2 separate regions of the Mus musculus genome follow, and region 1 is linked to region 2. A link is a loop called in an ENCODE intact Hi-C map of the cell type or tissue named here. Cell type or tissue: left cerebral cortex. All regions are shown on one strand.

Evidence for each region. A loop is a pair of places that touch in the nucleus more often than their neighbours do. Peaks named below come from ENCODE experiments on the same cell type or tissue, not always from the same donor. Only the 100,000 strongest peaks of a DNase experiment are listed, where the experiment ranks them.
Region 1: a loop joins it to region 2, with 4 times the contacts of the local background. A loop is called at or near these places in 3 of 42 quality-filtered maps.

Annotation. Positions count from the first base shown.
Region 1 is chr17:54,363,497-54,371,496 of GRCm38, forward strand. 1700025K24Rik (RIKEN cDNA 1700025K24 gene) reads right to left here and starts at 6,578. Exons shown (of 3, transcript NR_045825.1): 1 at 6,430-6,578. In left cerebral cortex, no CTCF peak of the experiment used is centred here; DNase peaks (open chromatin) are centred at 204, 3,741, 4,601 and 5,333; H3K27ac peaks cover 111 bases.
Region 2 is chr17:54,555,843-54,563,842 of GRCm38, forward strand. No RefSeq gene overlaps it. Among named protein-coding and RNA genes, the nearest start is that of Gm26291, 92 kb to the right of the region's middle. In left cerebral cortex, no CTCF peak of the experiment used is centred here; DNase peaks (open chromatin) are centred at 3,836 and 4,445.

The DNA.
Region 1 (8,000 bases), 190 kb before region 2:
ACTACCACTTTTCTAAAACAGCATACTTAACTACCTGTATTCAAAAAACCCTTACACCCACAGACAAGCGTAGCTTTCAACCCTCATCAAGGAAACTTCTCTTTGCAACAGAGACCACCAAAGAAAGCCACAACTTGTCCAAATGCAGAGAAAAACTATTCATGGGGTTCCCAGATCCATTACATACATTTATAATAAGACTCAGAGAATGTGGAAATCTGCTTTAGATAGTATCTCTTTGAAATGACTCATGATACCTCAACCATATGGCAACTTAAACAAGATCTGACAAGGATAGCACTAGTACAGTGCTAAGGTAAGTGAAAAATCTCACAGGGACCCTAACACTGGACAAAGAACTATAGGCAACTAAGTGATATAAGAAAGATGCATGAGACCCTTTAGTTGGCTATGTAACACCAAGGTGCCAGCCCTGAAATCATATACATACAAGCAACATCAAATGGATTCACATAATTGTATTTGTATATTTATGCACATATATGTGTAATAATAACAATGTGGAAAAATTTTATACTGAAAAAATAAGACTATAAAATTAGTGGAATGCATCCCCTATGCCTTCTATGTCTTATTTTTGTGAGTTTTTATTATATCTCAAATACAGTCTTCACCTCATACTGCCAGCGAACTGTATGGCTTCTCCTGATTGCAGAATCTTTGATGTGATTAATAGAAGCAGGAGGAAAGAACTACCATATGAGACCACTGGACAACTGACTGTGAACCAATTGCTTCTCATTTGGAAGAAGTAATAGATTCTGCTGGAATCAAATGGGGTAGAGGGTTCTGGAGATGTAGCTCAGTGGTAAAGCATAAAATTCTGGGTTTGATTTATAGCCCTGAAGAAAAATGACCTGAAAATCTACGTGTAATGATGTATTTTAAGAATGAATGGTGATGTTGGGAGGGTTAGTGCATGCAGGTGGGACTACTCTAACAGTTTATTTTACACATCAACTTGACTGATGAGAGAACACCCAGATAATATTAGGTATTACTTATGCATATATATGTTAGGGTATTTCTAGAATAGAATGGTATTTTCAAATTTATATTTAAAAATATTAATGAGTTGTATGGCAGTCTAAATTAGAAAGGTCTCCGTAGGCTCATATAATTGAATGCTTAATCACTAGGGAGGGTCGCTACTTGAAAGGATGAGAGGGATTAGGAGGGATGATGGCCTTGTTGGAGGAAGTGTGTCACTCAAATGGTCTTTGAGGTTTCAAAAGTCCATGCGAAGCCTATTGTTTTTCTATTCCTACTGCCTACGGAGGAGGAGGAGGAGGAGGAAGAAGAAGAGGATATACAACACTCAGTTGCTCCTTCTCTATCACCATGTCTACCTCCATGTCACATGCTCCCTACTAATGATGATCGTGGATGAACCTCTGAAACTGTAAACAACCCCAATTTTTATTTTTGCCTTGGTTATGTTGTATCTTCACAGCAATAGAACAGTGACTAAGACAGATATACTAACTGTCCATATTTGTGGCATATAATGTCACATCTTAAATGTTCTCAACTCACCATCCTGTTACACCCAATGGATATTTATGTAAAATAGGTAATCAAATAAAAATGAATTGATAATCAATCATGAAGAATTTATTTTAAGATAATCCTGTTGTATAGATGCAATTTTACCATTCATTATTATTAAAATAAATTTGTACACTAATGAGGGAAATGTTTGCTTATTTTTAAATACAGAATTAAATATTGGGTGAATATTTGATACTATATGTAGGACATAGACTATTTTCAATATTTTCAGAGTCATCCATATTTTAATTTTGCAATTGCCAATGCTGAGGACTTCACTTTGAAGAAATACCTATTACAAAATGACAGGAGTATATTAGGTTTATTTCAGAAGTTGTTAGAAATTCTGGCCAAGCCAAAAATTAATTTAAAAATTTTTAATGGAATGCAGGTAAGCAAAGCCAACAGAAATCTTTAAAGCCAAACATCCTAACACAATGTAATATAAAGCAGACTACTTTGATTCTTGTAGTCCTCAGGATGTGGACAAAGGTGGTGGTGGTGGTGGAGGAGGAGGAGGAGGAGGAGGAGGAGGAGGAGGAGGAGGAGGAGGAGGAGGAGGAAGAGGCTTCTTGGATATTTGACCTAGGTTCTCTAGTTCTGAAGGCTTCTAACTTCAACTGAGATATATTACCAACTTCCATGTTTCTCCAGCTTGCAAATGCCAGCCTGTTGTGGTAATTCTTTACCTATACACTCATTTGAGAGAATTCTAATAATCTTTCCTTATATGTGTCTATTTCCTCTGTCCATGTGGGAAATCTTGATGGAATCATCTGCTTTTTTCATTTGTAAACATAGACACCTAGCAAGGTATTTCAAATTTCATAAAGAAATGGTTAAAAACATAGAATTGACTTACAGTATTTGGTCCAAGACAGTGAAAGCAGAATTTATTGTATTAATGCTACTAATTGATTTAAAAGCTAAAAAAAATGTGTGTCTGAGAATATGTGCAAATGAGTTCAGATGCTATGGAGACTAAAGGTCTCTTTGATACTGGAATTCTAAGTTACTGATTTGGAGCTGGGAATTGAACTTAGGTGCTCTGAAAGGAGTAGATGCCCTTACCTGCTGAGCCATCTCTTTGACACAAAAATAAGACTTTGGATATTTTAGCTACATGTGTAAATTCCTGTATTTAAAATAAAACAAATTGAATGCCAAGATTTATGAAGATTTAGGTTGTAAATATAAATGGAATTATCTTTCTAAAGGATATTGAAAAGCATTTCAGACCATTTAAGAAATGGAGGTATAAGATTCATATTCAAGAATATATTCATTGAAGTTACATTTAAATCTAATAGCTTGATTTATAACCTTTAAAATTCCATTTAGCAATTAGTCAAATAAGTGATGAAACATTAGTCAAAGAAATATAAGATAAGATTTAAAATTCAGGTTAGCATTAGGAGTTTGTGACCAAAAAAATCAATGCATAATGCTATGTTGAAGGGAAGCTACTCAAAAAACATTGAGCAAATCATATTAAGTACATGTTATTGCCAACTAAGTATTTATATATCCATTTTGCAATCAACATATTTTTCTAAAAGTAGAGAGAGTGTACTTGTCTGGGATAGGTATTTTCTCTAGGTCAGAAGAGTTTGCATGAGAACTATGCTGATACTTATAAAAAGCCTTCATAGAATAATGTTAAATAGTAAATTGCTTTATCCAAGAATACATTTATGAATTAAAGTGAGCCTATAGCTTAAACATAAAGCAGATTAAATTGTGCAGGAAAATGTCGGTAATCTTAAAAATAAACATATCATTATATTACTGAATGTACTTCTGGGTGTGAGGCTGTGGGTTCTGTTAAATTTGAGTGGGCAGGTGGGGAGGGGATAGGGGGTTTTCAGAGGGGAAACTAGAAAAGGGGATAACATTTGAAACGTAAATAAAGAAAATATATACTAAAAAATTCTTCGTTGCAAGTGCTCTGAATTCTCTGATGAACATATTTCTTTATTAGTGCCTGCTCTTATTTTCCTCCATTTGCCTTTTTGTTTTCTAAAGTTATCTTCATGTTGTATGAATGATGTGACTCAACCCAGTTTCCAACTTTGGAGTATGGAACTAAGCAACTTGTATTTCCCTGATCAGACCACTGTCACATGAGGTGGTAATACTCAGTTACAGATTTATGTAACATATCCCTTTCCTGCCATCTGACTTGTATGGGGGTGAGAATGATACAAAGAGTTTCTGTCTCATATTAGAATGAAGATATGGAGGAGTGCATGTGGGAAGAGGACCACCAGCAGCAGAGGGGAGCAAGCACTGGCCTTCATCTCTGTGATGGTCTGTACTTCACAGATACATGGTCAGCAGAATTTCCTTTGTTCTTATAGCTGGGCTATGATTTTCAGTTTCTTATGTCAAAAATATTCTTGATTTGTTTCAAAATAAGCTTTGCGATTATATTTTATTCATGTCTTTGATCATGGAAATCATGAAGTTCATGGTCTTTGATCATAATTCTCTGAAAGGAATCCCAAAGATTTGCTTTGTGGGATGATTTATTCCATTGTGACTATTTTTATTCTTTTACTTGTGTAAATTCAGGGAACACATTCATTCTCACTAGGTACAAAACTTCCAGTGACACATTACATTACTGGAAAACCCTCAAGATACATTTTAACTAAAAAAAGCAAATGTTACATGAAAGTAATTCCCCCCTCAGGTCAGGTTTTCATTCTTGATCAGTAGGAAAGTATTGAAATTTTGCAATTAACTCAGACAGACAAATAGTTAAAGATAATTTTAAACAAAAGTGTCAATCATTCATCAGTCTGTAACAAAAGTGGAAGGACAAACCAGGAGGCATCTCCAGCCATCACGCCAAGCACTAACATCCAGTAATCTCCCCTAACAGACCCTAAAGATAACCTTCTTCCACTGTAGTCCACAATATGGTATAGGTATACAGGAACAGAAGGCAGACACGTTGAACTAGTCAATACATGTCTGACACTTGCATTAAAATCAGTCAGGATACAGTGAGCAAGTTCACTGCATTCACAGGTCACAATCCTCTCAGCTTCAATTATGAGGTCACTGTCTCTTGGTGTTGTATGCAGTCTATCACATGAGTAACTCAGTTCAAAATACTGATTAGTTAGCTAGTATTTGCCTGGTCTTGAGAACTCCACAGGGATATTTCTTGGCCGGTGGAATGAATTTTGCTTTTCATGTTTCTAATGAAAGGGATTTTAATCCCCCATGGACATTCTGTCTGCCTGCTTAATATAGTCAGAATTTCTGAACATTTTTTAACTAAAGGTCACACTGTCTTCATATCATCTCTGAATACTTTCCTAGGGCAGTTTATCTCTTTTGAAATTAATGAACACTTCTCTCATTTGGGTGGTCAATGAGAGTCAGAGTGATGCAATAACTAGGCCAGCAGAGCTTCTTTTGGTTGGGATGAGCTGGAATATAAGTTCATTTTTAAAACAAGTCTTTTAGAACCTAATAATTTTCCTTTTTGCTTCTGAACATATCTTGGGAGATGCATTTCTGAAACAACCCAAAGGCAACGGCATACTTGTAGCCCATGTCACTTCTCCACATGCATTTGCACGCTATACTCCATTACTATTACTGATTCTGGAACTATAGAGATTTTCCATCTCTTTTTGTTCAATTTTAACCATTCTATATATAATAATGCTAACTAGCAGGTATTCTTCTCTCAGCAATCTGTGACATGATACATATGCATAAGGAGAAAAGCAAGCCAAACTGGGCTCAGTGCCCAGAAAAATTACTCACAATCACTCATAAACAACCTGAGGAATTTTACACACACACACACACACACACACACACACACACACACACACACACACACACACACCAAGTGAGGTAATGTGACAATATGGGAAATATTGAGTGTATAAGGAAAAATGCCTTAAAACTTAAAATTTGCCCCTGTAGAATTTTTATGACAGTGAATGGTGGCAATGTGTAGACAATGGCCAGTAGAGTTCTGTCAACCATGTTGAGCTCTAGATGCTGAAGTGATGGTAATTATCATGAATATTTTTTCATTATTCATATTCAATTCATTCATTTGCTATCTGTGTCATTCCCTTTACCACATTCTGATCTGTTTAGGTGTCATCATTGTTCTTTCATCAGAATATGTCACAAGTACACAGACCAAAACCAAAACATCAAATATTTTGGATGATTCAATAATTTAAGGTATTTTTGAAGATACAAGTTATTTGAAAATATGTCTCTTCACAAGCTTAAATAAGAGACCAAATATTGGGAATTGATCACAGGATCAGACACTCTGATCCTGAAGCAAAGAGATGCAAATAAGAGTAGTTGTGTTCTGGACACACTGAGTACCTTTCCATGTTTTATTTTTATGACCATAAAAAATTGTGGAATACCACCCAGAGACAGTGTTGCATTATGCATGTACAAGGAACATGATAGGAACATGCTGCTTTTAGAGTTCATCATCTCAAGCAATAGAATAACAGGTAGATTCCCAGTCAAGAAAAATGCATGCTACTAAACCTGAAAAGAATAAGTCATGATAAATAATAGCAACATATATAAAGCTTACTTTTACTGGGAGCTGATAGACTTGGAAAATTAGTTCTCTAAATAGATATTAACAAGTATGCCTGGCAGATGGTCCCACGGTCCCCAGAGGGCTCTCCATGCCGCAGGCACCCTAGCACACCCAGGATCTTAGGATCACTGGTGAGTGGAACACAACATCTGTTCCAAACCAATTGTAACGGGCCTGTGACAGCAGGAGCATGGACACAGGAGCCCTGTCTGACCAGATGCTCAGATTACTTCTGATCAGTGCTGGTATACCTTGGTTTCAAACACATCAGAGAGCCCCATGGTCCCCAGAGGAGACACCACTTTCCAGGTGCTGTAACATGGCCAAGATCCTAGGACTTAAGGATCCTCGGATAACAGGAGCTTGGTCACACTAGGATCTCAGGGTCTCAGAGGAAGCTTGACTGCCAAGAACTCTGACACACCCAGAATCTCAGGTCCACAGGATTCCAGAATCACAGGATCACAGAGAAAGCTGGACTCTGAGAAGTCCTGAATCAAGCAGGATTATAGGAAGGACAGGCTCCAATCAGATACATTGAGGGCAGCAAGCACTTGAGATAATCAGATGGCAGGAGGCAAACATAAGAACAAAAGCAACAGAAACCACGGTTACTTTGCATCATCAGAAACAAACTCTCCCACCTTAGAAAGTCCTGGATACACCATCACACCAGAAAAGCAAGATATGGATCTAAAGTCACTTCTCATGATGATAATGGACGATTTAAGAAGAAAATAAGTAACCCCCTTAAAGAAATACAGGAGAACACAGGTAAACATCTAGAAGTCCTTAAAGAAGAAACACAAAAAAATCCCTTAAAGAGTTGCGGGAAAACACTATCAAACAGGTGAAAGAATTGAACAAAACCATTCAGGATCTAAAAATGGAAGTAGAAACAATAAAGAAATCACAAAGGGAGACAACTCTGGATATAAAAACCCTAGGAAAGAAATCAGGAACCATAGATACGATCATCAGCAACAGAATACAAGAGATGGAAGAGAGAATCTCAGGTGCAGAAGATTCCATAGAGAACATCGGCACAACAATCAAAGATAATACAAAACACAAAAAGATCCTAACTCAAAACATCCAGGAAATCCAGGACACAATGAGAAGACCAAACCTAGGGATAATAGGAGTAGATGACAATGAAGACTTTCAACTTAAAGGGCCAGTAAATATCTTCAACAAAATTATAGAAGAAAACTTCCCTAACCTAAAGAGAGAGATGCCCATGAACATTTAAGAAGCCTACAGAACTCCAAATAGACTGGGCCAGAAAAGAAATTCCACTCGACACATAATAATCAGAACAACAAATACACTAAATAAAGATAGAATATTAAAATCAGTAAGGGAAAAAGGTCAAGTATCATATAAAGGCAGAACGATTCAAGTTACACCAGACTTCAAACCAGAGACTATGAAAGCCAGAAGATCCTGGACAGATGTTATACAGACCCCAAGAGAACACAAATGCCAGCCCAGGTTACTACCCAGCAAAACTCTCAATTACCATAGATGGAGAAACGAAAGTATTCCATGACAAAAACAAATTCACAAAATATCTTTCCATGAATCCAGCCCTTCAAAGGATAATAAAGGGAAAACTCCAACACAAGGAGGGAAATGACACCCTAGAAAAAGGAAAAAAGTAATTCTTCAACAATCCTAAAAGAGGATAGCCACAAGAACAAAATCCCAACTTTAACAACAAAAATAACAGGAAGTAACAATTACTTTTCCTTAATATTTCTTAATATTAATGGTCTCAATTCCCCAATAAAAAGACATAGACTAACAGACTGGTTATATA
Region 2 (8,000 bases):
TGGGAGCCCTGTGATCCATCCATTAGCTGACTGTGAGCATCCACTTCTGTGTTTGCTAGGCCCCGGCATAGTCTCACAAGAGACAGCTACATCTGGGTCCTTTCGATAAAATCTTGCTAGTGTATGCGATGGTGTCAGTGTTTGGATGCTGATTATGGGGTGGATCCCTGGATATGGCAGTCTCTACATGGTCCATCCTTTTGTCTCAGCTCCAAACTTTGTCTCTGTAACTCCTTCCATGGATGTTTTGTTCCTTCCTTCCTTCCTTCCTTCCTTCCTTCCTCCCTCCCTCCCTCCCTCCCTCCTTCCCTCCCTCCCTCCCTTCCTTTTTTCTTTCTTTCTTTTTTCTTTAAGTTAATGTGTATGAGTGTTTTGCCAGCACATATGACTGTGCACTGGGTGCACATATAGTGCATGTAGAAGGCAGAAAAAGGGTCTTAGATCCCCAGGGACTCAAGGTACAGACAGTTGTGAGCTACTAAGTAGCAGTTGGAAATTGAGCTGAGGTTTTTGTGCAAGATGTCAGTGATCTTATCTGATGAGTCATCTCTCCACAATCTGATATGTTTCTTTCAGTCACTGATTTCTTACCAGACATTCATAGTTTCTAGTTCTGAATATATTTCTACTATTTCTTTTCTTTTCTTTTCTAGATTTTTTTTCGTAGAATTTATCCTCTCAATAATCTATCTTACCAAACTCCCCTCTTCTCCCCGACTTGTTACTCTCATTCCATTCCCGCATATTAATTTGAGATGCTTTATCTGGTATCTAACTATTAGAGGAATGTTTTACTTGTTCTGTTCTTGGATTATATTGTTTCATATGGATTTCCCTGGCTGTATACTTTCTTTTGTAATTTTTGTGGATTTTTACTCTCTCTTTATGGGTGAGTAATTCTCCATTTCTAATTTTACCATTTTTTCATCATCCATTCATTTGTTCACTGGCATCTAGTCTGATTGCATAATCTATCTATTGTCAATATGGCTGTAGCAGAAGGAGGTATGCCTTTAAGTTTGTTTCTTTTCATTGTTACACTCCCAGGAGAGGTATCTCTGATCTTTTTGTAGGTGTTAAAGAAATTCCATACTGTATCACAGGGTAGATATAATAATTTAAATTTGTACCAACAATTTATAAAGCTTCTCCCCCAAGACTGACTCTAGCATTTTTACTTTCATTTTTCCTCCCCTTTTCTCCTTTCAAGCCCACCTTCTCCAATTCTCCTTCAAATCAATGGCCTTTTCTCCCTCATCAAGTTTGATTGAATTCATGTATGCATATATATTTTCCAAAATATAACCATTATATAATAATATAATGTTACTACTATCTATGTCTTTAAGGTTGATAGTTTGACACTGGAGAAATAATTGGTATGCTCTTCCCTGAGCGAGACAACCGCTCCTTCTTCCAGCTTTTCTCAGTTGCCTATACTTTGTGCGTAGGTGCATGCATGTGAGCATTCATGTGAGCGTGTGTGTGTGTGTGTGTGTGTGTGTGTGTGTGTGTGTAGGTAACCAAAACTCTTTGGGCTTTTTCCCATCCAATTTAGTATGTCAATAGTGTCATTTCTGTTCAGCTCAAGTTTAGGCAGTTAATGAGATAATTCATCAAGTTTAGACGTTAATGAGAGTTTATATGTATAGTTTTTGTTAGTTCTAGGAGAAACAATTTCAGAGCAAACTGTCTGATACTTAAAATTTTTCTGCTCCCTCACAATGTTCCCTGAGCCTTAGGTGTGGGCTTGTTTTGTAGATGTAGCTGTTGGGACTGGGCTCCATAACCCCATGTTTTGATTGAGTGCTGTTTCTGTAATGGTATCTTCTGTTGCAAATAGACACTTTTGGTGAGAGGTGAAGGTTCTACTTGTGTGTGGGTATAAGAAAAAATACAGATTTTTATTAGCAATTATGATGGTTTAGTAAATTAGTGGTTGTAGATTCTTCTTCAATAACTATGACTTCATTCACACTGAGTACTTTCCTATTTTTCCAGAACCAGGCATGCTTTCCCTCTTACTGAGGTGTTGGGTATAATTTTAAAAACATGCTACCACTTTTCATGGGTGCTGAGCCCATGCTTTCACCTCTTCCAGTTCCCTTTACTCCACCCAGCTTAGCCCAGGTTCCATGACAACTATCCCCCAAACTTGGAAAGCTGAGAGTTGTTTTTGCTCCTCTGGCTCCCTCTCAGCTTCTCTTTCATTCCTCTTGGCTAGCTTCACCAAGCCACCAGCTATTGTCCTGACTTTTCTCTCTCTCTGCCTACCTTTGTTCCATGGATGAAAAATTCACTGCTTTATTATTTTAGAATTGTCTAATAGCACAATTGCTAGGTTCACAATCTCTTGTCTTAACCTATTCTGCAGGCTAATATCAGTCAGCCTCTGCCAGTCTCCTTGGCCACTGGTTCTAGCTTCCCCAAGGTCTTACATGATTGTTTTGTGGTTCTCCTTTCAAGGCATAGCCAAAAAGCCCCTTCTCTTTTCTCACATCTCCATTTCCTCCTGGGACCCAGAATTCCTAGCTATACCCTTTGCCCAGCAATTGGCTCCCACCTTCTTAATTTACCATATCAAGAACCAACTATGGAATCAGACTTTAGTGTCAGCACGTCCCCCCACACTGAGGGGTGAATTTTCTTTTTTGATTGTAGTTGTGTAAGTTACTTCTCTCATCAGTGTGATGAAATGCCTCAGCGTGGTGGGGCTGTTGAGATGGCTTAGAAGGTAAGTGCTTGCAGCACTTGCCTGAGAAACTTGAGTTTGGAAGGACTATGAGGGCTTGGTGTGCGCTAACTTAGCCTAAAAGTACAGGCTCTAGGCACAGGAAAAATCTTGCTTTGGACTTCCAGTGGAGGGAGGAGGATATCAAACTACCTACAAAAACCTTGACCCAAAAATTGCCTTGCCTACAAGATGTACAAGGAAAAAGTTGGAGCAGAGATTGAGGAAATAGCTAACAGATGACTTACCCAACTTGAGACCTATACCATAAGAAAAATGCAACACCTGACACTATTAACGATGCTCTGCTATGCTTGAAGACAGAAGCCTAGTACAACTGTCATCTGAGAGACTTCATCCAACAGCTGACAGAAACAGATGCAGAGACCCATAGCCAAAAATTAAGCAGAGCTCAGGGAGTCTTATGAAAGAATTAGGGGGAAAGACTGAGAGAGATGGAGAGTCACAGAGACTACAAGAAGACCTCTAGAGCCAACGTACCTGGGCCTATGAGGCCTGAGGGATGGAGCCACAAACAAAAAGCATGCATAGACTGGACTTTAGCTGTCTACACATATGTAGCGGATGTACAAATTGGTCTTTATGTGGCTTCCCAACAACTGGAATTATTGTGCTTTCCCATTCCTTTCCCCTAGCTGGGCTGCCTTGTCTGGCCGCAAGGAAGAGGATGAACTTATCCCTGATGAGACTTGATGTGCCAGGATACGTTGGTACCTGGAGGTTTCTCTTTCTTTGAAGAAAGGGAAGGGGGGATGAGAGAAAGGTGTGTGAGGCTGGAATTGGGAGGTGTCGGCACTGGGAAGAGAGAAGAGAGGGTGGGATTCACTGTAAAGAATATAAATAAATTAATCAAAAATAAATGAACAAGAAACAAAGAGGAGAGTGGTAAATAATGGTGCACACTGCTGTTCTTGTTTCTGTAGGGAAGAATTGGTATAGACACATACACATGTGTGCAAGTAGTATACACACACACACAAACACATAGCACACCACAGCACACCACAGCACACTACAGCACACCACCCCACCCCACCCTACACCACACCACACCACACCACACCACACCACACCACACCACACCACACCATGCTAACTGGATATCCACCTACAGAAATTACATTTAGATGACTCATCTTTACGCAAAAATGAAAATGAGCCAAAGAACTTAATTCAAAACTTGAAAATGCTGAAGGAAAGCATATAAAATGTTCTGCAGTTAAGAATTTTCTCAACAGTTCCTAACTAGCACAGAAAATAGCCCTGGGATTCTAATAAATAGGGACACATAAAATTTAAGTTCATATATAACAATGGAAACTATCTACAGAGTGAACAGCTTATAGACTGAGAAAGAAAAATTTCCAGCCACGTATAAAATGAGTGTTTTATATTTAGAATATATTTAAAAAACGATGAAACATAAATTTATGCCCCACCCATGCAAAAAGAAAAATGCCTGTCAATAGATGAGATAATGAAATGAACAGTTTTTAAAAGAACAGACATAAATGGCCAATAAATATTTTCTTTAAATGTTCAACATCCTTAGCCATCTGTTAAATGCAAATTAAAATCATTTTGAAACTCCATCTCATCACAGTCAGAATGGTTAAGATCAAGAAAACAAATCACAAGTGCTGACAGAAATGTGGGGGAAAAGAAGAACCTTATTCACTGCTAGTGGGAGTATAAACTTGTGCAGTCACTCCAAAAAACAGTTTCTTTAAAAAATATATGGAACTACCATATGACATAGTTGGAAACGTATTCTTGGCAACATACCCAAAGGACTCTTTATATTATGGCAAATATACATGCTCATCCGTGTTCCTGGATGCTCTATTCACAATTGCTAGGATGTGGAAACAGACTAGGTATTCATCAACTGATGAATGGATAATGACAGTAATGGAATATGGAAAAGAGATGGATACCGAAAGGATTTTCTTCAGTGAGGTTACCCTGATCCAAACAAAAGTTATGTCTTCTTTTCCTAAGGAGCCTAAGTTTTAATGTTTGCAGGTATACAAGTAAGGGGGTGTCAGAGTGGGTAGGAAATATAAAACTAGGTAGATGACAATGGTAGAGGAACTAGAAGTGCTCAGGAAAAAGGATTAAAAGGGACACAGGTGAAACAAAGGAGGAAAGGAGAATCCTGGGAGCGAAGTTAGAGAGAAGAGAGAAATGAGAGCCAAAACCAAATATGAGAAGAACCTTGAAAACTCCCAGTAGTATACTTTAACAAATTCAAAACTAAAAGCACACTGAGATGACTAATATCAAAACACTTGCCTTCTTCATTTGTAAACTTGGAAGAAAAATGTGTAGCCTACAGGGTGACTGTGGTATTGATTCATTGAGGGCAGTTGGTATCTGGCAAGCAAGTAATGGCTACATGGTACCTATGAAAACTATTTTGATAGAAAAAAATATTTGAAACCCTACTTATAGAGTTATACATGTAAAATATGATCTGTCCATGGAATTGGGGAACAACTATTTACTAAGTATATAGACCGACCAGGAAACTAGGTTAATAAAACACTGTTTACCTTCTCACTGTTCTTGCTGATCTTGGAGAAGCCTTGCTGGGTTTAGGATCAGAATGAAGAAGCAAATCACTCCTCTAGATAGTATTGAAGTTAGGTCCTGATTCTTCCTCCCAGCCCCATGCTACAAGAAATAAGACTCAGACACAAAATATATCTACAAATACCTTGGCCAAATAGCAAGGCTCTTTTCTGACTGGACATAACTTAAAATAACTCATTTCTCCTTAAACTATATTTTACCATGTGGCAGGTTACCTGTGTGCAGATATCATGCATCCATCTCGTCATATTTTGTCAGGTGAATCTCCTGTCTGGTGCTCTCCCGGAATCCTTCCTGACACCCAGATGTCCCAATTCCTATTTCCTGCCTGCATCATAGACCACCAGATATATTATTGACAAGTGCTACATCCATACAGATGTAGATATTTCTTCTAAAATAGAGTGTGAATTTAGGATAGATTTTATATGGAGATGATGTCTAAGTTCTTGGTATTATAAAGAGACTAGAATGAGTAAATATCAAGCCCAAATAAAGTAGCCATTCCCAGGTATATAGTTTATATGTGTTCATAATTTATTTAATTAGCTTATACCAAATTAATAAAAACAAATGATTCACACCTGAAAGGCTGAGAACCTAGCAGTTGCTTAGCCCGTGGAACTGGATACCCTCATTCTAGAGCGAAAGACCTGGAAAAATCTTTGAAAACTTCTGGTCGTAAGTTGATAATGGAAGCGTAGAATGAGGATCCTAGTATCATTGAAGGCATCAGCAGCAGCATGAGAATAAATTAACTTGGCAGCAAGGGGGGCAAAATGAGCCAAAAGTGAATAATCTTTCTTCTTCCATACCATTTTATTTCTGTTTTGACCGTGTCTTATGATAGAGCTCCCATGGCTTGCCTGAAGCTCTTACTGAAATTTTTACCTTGTTCCCAGGACCCTCCTTTCTCCCTTGTTTCATCTGTGCCCCCTTTCTCCCTTTTTCCTGAGAACTTCTAGTTCCTCACCATGGAGGAAGATCTCTGGCTTTACAGTCAGAGCTCCTGCTTTTCTCTGCCTCCAAATCCTAGAATTAAGGCATGTACCAGGACCACCTCATATAAGGGGAGATGCTGATACTAAGATCTAGTTCCCTCAGTGGTTCTTGATTTGTAACCTAAGAAGGCAGGGAGCCAATTGCTGGGCAGAAGGTACAAGTGGCACTTCTGGGTCCCTGGAGGAAAACACAGACACAAAGAGAGGGCTGTTTTCTGCCATGCTTTGGAATGAGAAGAAAACAGCAGTCATGTTAAGGTGCAGCTAGAGTCTGCAGCCTTCCCTACAAGTGGGGATCAAGCATGTTGGTGGGGGCAATTTGGTACAGGTCACTAAGTTTAGGACAAGAAGAGAAATGGAGATAATAATTGATAAGGGCACACATTTCTAGGCAGGAGGTCTCTGTACCAGCAATTGGGCTTAGCCAGCAAATTCTAAAATAATAAAGCTGTCTGTATGTTTTTTTATCCAGAGATTTTAGGGCCTCATGAGTGGGATGGTAACACAACCCCTCCCAGAGCATGGGAGAGAAGTCTGAGGGGCTAGTTGCAGCTCCTAGGCTAAGGCAGTAGCATGCTTTTAAAACTACATGCAACAACCTGGACTTTCATTTCCTTCTTCACATGGGCTACCACTAAAAGGTGTCACCCCCATATGAGGTAGCCCATTTTATATCAACTATGGAAACCAAGAAAATTTTTCAGTCAAAGCTCCCTGGTTAGGCAATTCTAAGTTGTGGCACCTTGACGTTTAAATCCGTTACAGTGAGCTTATTGTGTTTATATAATTTAGGTGTTGATGTTTGTGGAAGGCAAAATGTAACCTGAGGAGGACTGAAATTGAGGAAAAAAACCATGAGGGCTTAAGAAAGAAAGATTCATAGTACTGTATAGTAGCTCAGCAAAAATGTCTCAAATGTTTCTTAGCTATTTTGAGTGACTTAGGTTCTTTTTAACATTAAAATGCATGGCACTATATCACATTTTATTTAACATTGAATTACTATGCTTAGTAACTTGAGGGGTAATCCTTTGGGAAATTACTTTATATTTTGCTAGTACCTTGTGAAAATCCTCCATCTTCAAGTTCTCTAATTTCCTTAATCTCATCTCTGACTTTAACTTTTATCAGCATCCTCATTAACTCTGCATCTTAATCATCCTCTCTTAGCTCCATGCTAGGGCACAAGCCCATTAACCCCTGTTTGAATTCTTTTGCCTCTCTGAAATATGGCTAATTATCTTACCACCTCTCTACATTTTCAAGCTATTTATTTCTTGCCAGCTATCAGCCCTGGGTAATATCCAGTGTCTGCTTTGTTTGATGTTAAGATTCAAGGCACAGATGATCAAAGACACTAAGTTATCTGTTGTGTTTGCCATGGTGCATTAAGTCATTATTTAGCAGATAAGTGTTAAAATGTTAATTTTTTGATAATCTTATTTAACTGGAAAATGATTTTTTAGTACAATTTGCACATCCAAAAATTTTCTTTAGGAAATACTGATAAGGTTGTTCCCAGACTTTCCAGTGCCCATGCTAAAGGTCTGTACATATTGGATCTGTGATTGACTGATAGCACTTGTCTATGGCTGCTATGGCAACACAATATAAATGCTGATATAAATGTTCATCATGCTTAAATAACTTAA